Regions from separate parts of the Homo sapiens genome. Here region 2 is linked to region 1. A link is an interaction called in ENCODE POLR2A ChIA-PET data of the cell type or tissue named here. Cell type or tissue: MCF 10A. All regions are shown on one strand. Each heading gives the region's core, and the rest is flanking DNA. Links, peaks and the distances in the headings are about the cores only.

What was found. Peaks named below come from ENCODE experiments on the same cell type or tissue, not always from the same donor. Only the 100,000 strongest peaks of a DNase experiment are listed, where the experiment ranks them.
Region 2: POLR2A ChIA-PET joins it to region 1 with 5 read pairs; 2 of 35 experiments call an interaction of 5 or more read pairs at or near these places.

The regions. Positions count from the first base shown.
Region 1 is chr6:106,436,784-106,441,182 of GRCh38, reverse strand. All of the region lies in intron 1 of CRYBG1 (crystallin beta-gamma domain containing 1), which reads right to left. Among named protein-coding and RNA genes, the nearest start is that of CRYBG1, 78 kb to the right of the region's middle. In MCF 10A, for the core only: no CTCF peak of the experiment used is centred there; no DNase peak of the experiment used is centred there.
Region 2 is chr6:106,494,949-106,499,347 of GRCh38, reverse strand. All of the region lies in intron 2 of CRYBG1 (crystallin beta-gamma domain containing 1), which reads right to left. All of the region lies in intron 2 of LOC101927405 (a long non-coding RNA gene), which reads left to right. Among named protein-coding and RNA genes, the nearest start is that of RTN4IP1, 130 kb to the left of the region's middle. In MCF 10A, for the core only: no CTCF peak of the experiment used is centred there; a DNase peak (open chromatin) is centred at 2,347.

The DNA of each region.
Region 1 (4,399 bases), core at 176-4,175:
TCCCATACATACAACTTGCTTCATTATTTATATGTCTTTGCTTGGGTTTTCTATTAATGCTTTTGCCTCTCCTCTTTGTAATCTTTGGCTATCAAATTCCATCAAGTCTAATTTCAAAATTCACTTCCTCCAAGATTTCCCTGATTGTAATAAATCCTGTTTCATAAGCCCCTAAAAGTCAATTTCATGTAGCTGAAATATTACACTACAGCAAAAAGAAAAGGACATCGTTATAAATCACAGAATTGTTTCAATACTAGTTTTTAAAAAGAAAAAGAAAGCAATAAAATGGTGTGAGAAATAGTGTCTATTTTTCTCAAGTGTAGATTATTCTCTTTTTAAGAATAGGGATTATTGAGAAACATCAGTTTCATCAGAAAGAGATGGTGGGTGGAGAATTTTTCACAGGCTGTAACATGACTTTACAGAGCTTTTGTTGTTACCACATGTTGATGATTATTATTTCTAATTTCACATCAAGATTCATGGTTTTTCCCTTTCCGTCACACAAATGCATCACTAGCTTTACTTTTAGGCTTTACAGCCATCAACTGAGTGATAGTGATTAATAATGGAATGAAAGGGGAAACAAAGAATGGAAAGAAAAAAAGAAAGGGGCCGGGTGCAGTGGCTCACACCTGTAATCCCAGCACTTTGGGAGGCTGAGGCAGGTGGATCGCTTGAGATCAGGGGTTCGAGACCAGCCTGGGCAACATAGTGAAACCCTGCCTCTACCAAAAAAATACAAAAATTAGCTGGGCATGGTGGTGTGCGCCTACAGTCCCAGCTACTTGGGAGGTTGAGGCAGAAGACTTGCTTGAACCCAGGAGGTGGAGGTTGCAGTGAGCCAAGATCATGCCACTGCACTCCAGCCTGGGTGACAGAGAGAGACTCTGTCTCAAAAGAAAAAAAAAGAGAGAGAGAGAGAGAGAGAGAGAGGAAGAAAGGAAAGTGCTTCAAATAAGGTGAGGATGTGCTTTAAAGGAAGGAAAATTCTATATGTGGAAATAATGTAGCTGAGGGAGAGTAGAGGGCAGAAGAAGAGAGGCAGCACAGCAGGTGCACAGCCCTGGAAGGGGAAAGCCACCAGCCCCACGTCTTCCCTGGGCTGGGTGCTGGGACTGCCAGGCTTAACACAGGCTTCTTGTACAGCTCTTGACACAGAGAACTGAAGGATGTGCATAATGCAGGGGAGAGAAAGTAAGTGGTTTTGAACTTCGAGGTTCAACATTATGAAATACCATTTTTGTAGGTCAAAACCAGTCAAATATGGCAATTTCATATAGTTGCACCTAGTACTATTTAGTAAGTGTTCATCTAGGTTTTCCGGGAACATATATCAGTTTCTCAATTTAATCATAGGCTTTTTAGGAGCTAAGAACCATATCACCTTCTGTCTCTATAACCTGTACTCAGTGGGTATAAAACAAATGCTTTTTTTTTTTCAGTCAGGGATGATACAAAACAAGTTTTTTTCTTGTGCCACTGGTTGAGGCTTCCAGTACAGAGAGAGTTGAGTCACTAAACCACAAAGCATTCTGTCCCAAGAAAATATTTATTTTGTTTAACAATATTTTAAATTAGGGAGTGTTATCTCATCAGGTAGAATGATGAGGACTCTTGAGTCAACAATCTCTGCTCACAGGAGATTTTTATTCCTGCAGTCAAGACGAAGGTAGAAACTTTCACTTTGTGAAAATTGGGCACAATCTAACACAAAGAACCACTGTATTCATATTCTTCAGTTAAAATATCTTCATATTGTCTTTGTACCAAATTTTAAAGAATATTAACAATAATTCAAAAAGGAAACAAACTTATTTTTTATAAACTGAATAATGGTAGGACATATAAAGATGCTTCTAAAAATGAGAAATTCATAAAATTAAAAAGGAGATAATTAAATTTTATTAAAATTTTCTATTTCACACATTGTTTAAAAGGGAAGAATAAAGGCTATTGGTATTTTTCCCAGCTTTGATAGTTGCTTTTTACTGAAAAGGATCAAAATATTTTATTAGCAAAATTAATTTCCCAATCTGTCATCCGTTTTTTTCTTTAAAAGAAGAAAATCTTAGGTTTTCCTCACTTGGGAACCACTCAAAATATTTTTCTCTTTTTTTTTTTTTTTTCATTTTTTAAGTAAATTGATACCAGGTCTCACTATGTTTCCCAGGCTGGTTTCAAACTCCTGGGGTCAGGTGATCCTCCCACCTCAGCCTCCCAAAATTTTGGGATTACGGGCATGAGCCACTGCACCTGACCATATTTTTCTCTTGTTACCAAATTTAACAGTTACAATTTATGCTACTAGACTTTAAATATGAGAAAATCACATAACTGCAATTACTATTAACTCATTTATTTTTGAAAACCGAAAATATTTGACATCAAACCATTACATGAATCATTCCAATGGATTATTCATTTTGTCCTCTCACTTTCCTATCAATAGTTTATCTGTTTTACTAGTAGAAAAAGGAAGATATTGATCAACCGAAGAAATACCATGCAAAAACTTTGATTCTCTGCTTAAAATGTAAGCATGTTATGGGAAAGCAAACACATATGGATTATGGATTTACTATTTGCTTATAGACAGAGCCACACGCCTGTGACAATGCAGGAGGAGACTGGAGTGACGCAGTGGGAAGCCAACGAGAACACCAAGGATTGCCAGCAGCCATGGGAAGCTAGGAAGAGCAAGGAGGGATCCTTCCCTAGAGCCTTCAGAAGGAGCACGGTCCTGCTGAAACTTTGATTTTGGACTTCTAGCCCCCAGACTGTGAGAGAGAAAAAACTGTTAAGTGACCATGTTTACGGCAACTTGTTATAGCTACCCCAGGAAACTAATATACCACGCTACCCCAACGTGAATGTGCATTCTAAAAGACAGCTTGAGGAGAGGGCAACGTTTAACACAGAGATGAAATAACAGGTATTTCTGGCATCAGTAATAACTCAGAGGAAGAGATCTTTTTAGGGACGCTGGCCTTCAGAGTAGTTTTTAAATGAGGCTTGGCATGTGCCAGTCTCTTCCAGGGAGGTGTAGAATGGGCTGTCTCTTAGTAAAGCACTCTACTAAGCCCTGTGGAAGGAAGAAAGATAAATAAAAAGATGTACATGCCCTTTAAAGTCATCCAGGCACTCCAAAGACACCAAAAGTCCCAACATAAAAAGGTGCTGTCTCAGGAACTAAGAAACCTTGAAATAAAATCAAGAAGTACTGAGAGAGAATCTCTGAGCTAAAGAGAACTGTGTATCTCTATATCGTCCATTCCTTTAAATCCCAGCCAAGTTATACCATATCAAAGATAATTCCTGGTGGCTAAAGAATTAAATGCAGAAACATCAAATCATAAAGATTAGGAGCGTATTATGGCATATTAGAAGGGAAGGAAAACAACTTCCTACGATTAAAAGCAATGAGAGAAATAAAAAAGAAAGGCTAGGTGCAGTAGCTCATGCCTGTAATCCTAGGACTTTGGGAGGCCAAGGCAGGAGGATCAATTGAGCCCAAGAGTTCAAAACCGGCCTGGGCAACATAGCAACACCCTGTTTCTACGAAACAAACAAAAATCAGCTGAGTGTGATGGAGCTTGCCAGTAGTCCTAGCTACTCAGGAGGCTGGGGCAGGAGGATTGCTTGACCCCAGGAATTTGAGGTTACAGTGAGCAAACATTGTACCTCTGTACTCCAGCAGCCTGGGTGACAGAGTGAGATGCTATCTCTTAAAAAAAGAAGAAGAAAAAGAAAAGAAGAAGAAAAATATTGGTAGTTTTACTATGCAAAAATAAAAATTTCCATACATTAAAAAATTAAAGGCAATAACAAGCCAAGAAAATACTTTCAGCAAATATACCTGATGATTAGTTAAGAGCCATGCTAAAGAAACCATATAAATATATAAGAAAAATATTAGCAAACCCAATGAGATGAACAAGGGAAATGAAAAAAATAAAGCATTTGAAGAAATAAAGGGTTAATGAAAATATTTTCCCAACTTCAACTTCCCTATATGCAAATTAAAGTAACAATAGGATACAATTTTATTTGTTTTGTTTTTAGAGAAGTGGGTCTCTCTGTTGCCTAGGCTGGAGTGCTGTGGCTATTCATAGGTGCAATTATAGTACACTGCAGTCTCAAACGAATCTTGTGCCTCAGCCTCCCAAGTAGTTGGGACTACAGGTGTGCACCACTACACCTGGCTTGGGATACAATTTTAAAATTGATAATGTCCAATGGTTTAACATACTACTCGGGGGTGGGGGGGGTTATATTAATTGCTACAGTCTTTTAGTAAGCAATTTATTCATACTTATCAAGAGACTTAAAATGCTACTATACCTATCCCCTATAACTCTACTTTTAGGAAATGATTTGAAGGAAATAATTTTCA
Region 2 (4,399 bases), core at 316-4,315, 58 kb before region 1:
TCTCTACTAAAAAAAAAAAAAAAAAAAATTAGCCGGGTGTGGTGGCCGGCACCTGTAATCCCAGCTACTTGGGAGGCTGAGGCAGGAGAATTGCTTGAACCCGGGAGGCGGAAGTTGCGGTGAGCTGAGATCACGCCACTGCACTCCAGCCTGGGAGACAGAGAGAGACTCCGTCTCAAAAAAGCAAAAAACAAACAAACAAACAAACAAACAAAAAACAAAAAACACACAAACAAAAAAAAATGCAAAAAAAATTTACATTTGAAAGTCAGAATATATGAATAACTACAATGAAAAATATATAAATTATCCTTAATTTTTTCATCCCAAAATATCATTGTTACTATTTTTTTTCTTGGCTTATTTTTCCCCAGGGCATTACACAGTATCATTTTGTATATGTTGTTTGGTATATTGTCCTTTCACTGAGTTCGTGCCAATAAATATACCTCTATATTTATTTTTTTTCTTTTTGAGACGGGTCTCACTTTTTTTGCCCAGGCTGGAGTGCAGTGGCATGATCTTGGCTCACTGCAACCTCTGCCTCCTGAGTTCAAGCAATCCTCCTGCCTCAGCCTTCTGAGTAGCTGGGATTACAGGTGCTCACCATCACGCCTGGCTAATTTTGTATTTTTAGTAGAGATGGTCATTCACCATGTTGGCCAGGCTGGTCTCAAACTCTTAACCTCAAGTTATCTGCCCACCTCAGCCTCCCAAACTGCTAGGATTACAGGTGTGACCGATATTAATATTTCTGATGGTCACATTGAATTCCATTATGCTGATATACCACAATTGCTACAGTTGTTCATTTATATTATTTTTAACGTATCACAGGCTGCAGAAAATGTATTCCTGGCTTATCTCTACCCATATCATTAATTATTTCCATAAGATACATTCCTAATGGGATTGGATCACAACCCCATTCGGGATTATGGCGTTCCGGATTGTGTCTTTAGGGACTGTGATCAAAACCTGATCAGAGAGACCAACAGGAGGAGACTTAACGGGTGGCAGCAATATTCTATTTCTTGAATTATGTCTAGTAATACAGGTGTTTGCTTTATAATTAGTCATTATTTGTATGTTCATACACTTTTCTAGTGTAAGCTATATTTTGCAAAACTAGGTAGCTTGCATTTCTTTGGTTTCTAATGGCATTGACTATGTTTTATATACCTATTGGCCTTTCAGTTTTTCCTCTTTTGTGATTTATTTCAGCTGACTTTTTTTTTTTTTTTTTTAAGACGGAGTCTCGCTCTGTAGCCCAGGCTGGAGTGCAGTGGTGTGATCTTGGCTCAATGCAACCTCTGCCTCCTGGGTTCAAGCGATTCTCATGCCTCAGCCTCCTAAGCAGCTGGGACTACAGGCGTGCGCCACCACGCCCAGCTATTTTTAATTTTTTTTTGTATTTGTAGTAGAGACAGGGTTTCACCATGTTGCCCAGGCCACTCTAGAACTCCTGAGCTTAGGCAATCTGCCCACCTCGGCCTCCCAAAGTGCTGGGATTACAGGCATGAGCCACTGCGCCCAGCCTCAGCTGACAGTTCTTAAGAACCTGCATGTGCCAAGTACTTTATAACAGTCATGTGAGGTGATAATTGTTATCTTCATTTCACATTTGAAAAAACTGCAGGGTGAAAAGGGATTTGCCAACGGTCACACATAGCTGGTGGGACTAGAAGATGCCTAGTAATGTTTGTGCTCTTTCTCTTCTTCTATTGCTTGTTCTGTTCCTTTGGGCTGTATTTGACTATCACATACACGCACACATGTGTGCACACACACGTAAACATGAACAGGGATGAACAAGGCAGGTCCCCTCAGACACAGAAAGAGCTGGAAGCAGAGCCTGCTACTAAGGGGTGCAGGGGGAAGGCCGACAGGTGTAAAAGACAGGAAATAGACCATGGAGACCAAGGAGTATGAGCCATGAAGGACAGTTCCAGGAGAGCCCAAAAAGCCACATCGAACTGCTGAACTTGGAAGCAGTTCACACTTCCTCTCGTTGGGGTGAATATATTCTATAAAATTATCCTTGTAAGGGTTTTCATGCAACATCGAATGTCTTTTCCCACTCAGTTTCTTTCTACCTTCAGGAAGACCGGCCTGATTTCCCCTCGTATGGAATTTGGTTTTATTCTTCACCCATTCCATTAGATTCTGTCTTGGGCTGGTGTCATGGGGGGTGGGGAGGGTGGCAGAGGTTAGGACTATATGTGTCAGGAGTGGGCTGATGGTGAGAAATTTCCTGCTCTTTCGGTTTTGAAAAGTGAAATATTTCATCACCCTCTTACTACAGTGTTCCTGGCAGGCAGCGGGAGCCTCAGATGCCTTCTCTCTGCCTTGGCTTGTGCCTCTGGATTGCGTTTTGCAAACACTGCTCCTGTACAGGCTTGGGGTGGACAAGCCTGTGCGCCAGGCTCTCCTGCCCTGCTCTAGTCCTGATTACACCTGGAGGCACAGGCAGCAGGTTCCTGCCCATTTCAACACTTCGAATGAAAATTAAAATGTCGTCTCACTAGCCACTACGCTGTTAGTACCTGCAGCACTTGCCATGTATCTTTATCTTGTATCACAGAGAAACTCAAGAGACAAACAACCTTCAAAATGATCAGCCTGGCCAAAATACCTCCTCCTGCCATTCTCACCAACCTAAGTTTACCTATCAATGTACATAGGCTATAGTTAATCTGCTTAGTAGATTTTTAGATATTTATAATTAGTCTCTAATAAGATGGTTGACCAAAATATCAGAAATTTCAATTAAACTTAAAATTATTTTTGAAGGTTCATAGTCATGACGCTCTTAAACCTAGATTAAAAAAAAAAATTGGCAAATTGTTTCAAAAAAGGTTTTAAGTCACGAGGTATTAATTCTGTTACGATTTCTAGGGGAAGATGAAGAGCTTATACCTTAGTGTAAAGATGATTTGTCAGTGTAGTTATTAAGCCATTGTGTCTAAAATATCAAATGATAAGGAAAGTGTTAAGTATTAAACTATTAACAAAGAAAAGGAAGGCTAATAACGCCCAACATTTAATCGGGGCTTTATACTTATGCCTCTATGACCAAACTGGTGAAGCAAAGTTTAATAGGTCTTATGTAAACTTCTTTTTCTTAAAAGTTTACAGGATTGTTATTTCTTATAATTTATTTTAATCCCAACCACTTCTTAAATAGCAGGGTTGTAAGAAGCCCAGTGTCTCCAATAAATTTTTGTGTCCAAATAAAATCTTGTTTGGGGAAAGTATGTGCAATACATAATAACTTGTTATGGGGACAGGCTGATGAGGGCAGAAGGCCGTCAACACCCACTGGGAACACATTTGAAAGATAACCTACATTTTAAAAGAATGTGTAGTAGAGTTCTAACTTTGCCTACCATTAAGAAAAATAAAAATCAATCCTTACTCTCAAAGCAATATTTCCCTACTAGTCTTTTTCCAAGGAGTTGAATATCACTTTGCCTTTGAAATTTGAAAAGGGGGCAGGGGGGAAAGTTGTTTTTTTTTTTTTTTTTTACTCAAGGAAAAAAAGGATTAAATAAGTTATTTATAGTACACTCAACAATGGGTCTATAAAATAGATGCTGTAAGAATGACTGATGGAACTAACTCAAATATATTCAATGAGAGTAGCTTGTTAATGATTACCTGTAATATTTTAAAGAACCTAGAAAAGCACAGACAGCAGCAGATCCTATACTGGACATTTTTATTTCTGCTTCGAGCCAAAGTATCCAAGGGTACTCAGCCCCCCCACTATATTCCATATATTCACAAATGCTTCAGATTTTTGAGCCCCCCCAAAACTACCAGATCTAGACAATAAATACATTGTGAAGTTACTTGATGTTATTAATAATACTATATAAGTCCAAAACAAAGTCTTAGGCAATGAAAAGGAAAAACTTCAGTTAGTTTCTTACCATAGTGTTGCTTCTTTTTTGTTTTCTATAGATACACCAAGAGAATATGGGAAGTAAAATGTAGCCGTGTGTGCATTACCATATCAATCTTCTTACTTCTCAAATTACCCTTGTCTCATCCTCCTCCTTCCAGCATACCCTGGTGAGCTCTCATCAGCTCACCTTCGGCAGTGCTGCTCTCTCCCAGAGCCAGAGCCGGCTCTCTCCCAGAGCTGAATGACAGACACTGACTGTTGATGTGAAAAGCACATTTAATAAGGGTGTGTTTGATTCAAGAGTTGAAAGTGTTAAAGAGGTGTGCCCTTTTTTGGGTGTGACACTGAACCAAAATTGCTGAAAAGACAACAGAGGAAGTAGTAGGTAGTTTGTAGAAAGTTGCCCTGCATACATTAAATTGCATGAAAAACCTGATTATAGGATTATAGGTAGATAGGAAGTAGGTAGAGAAAGAAGGATATATGGTA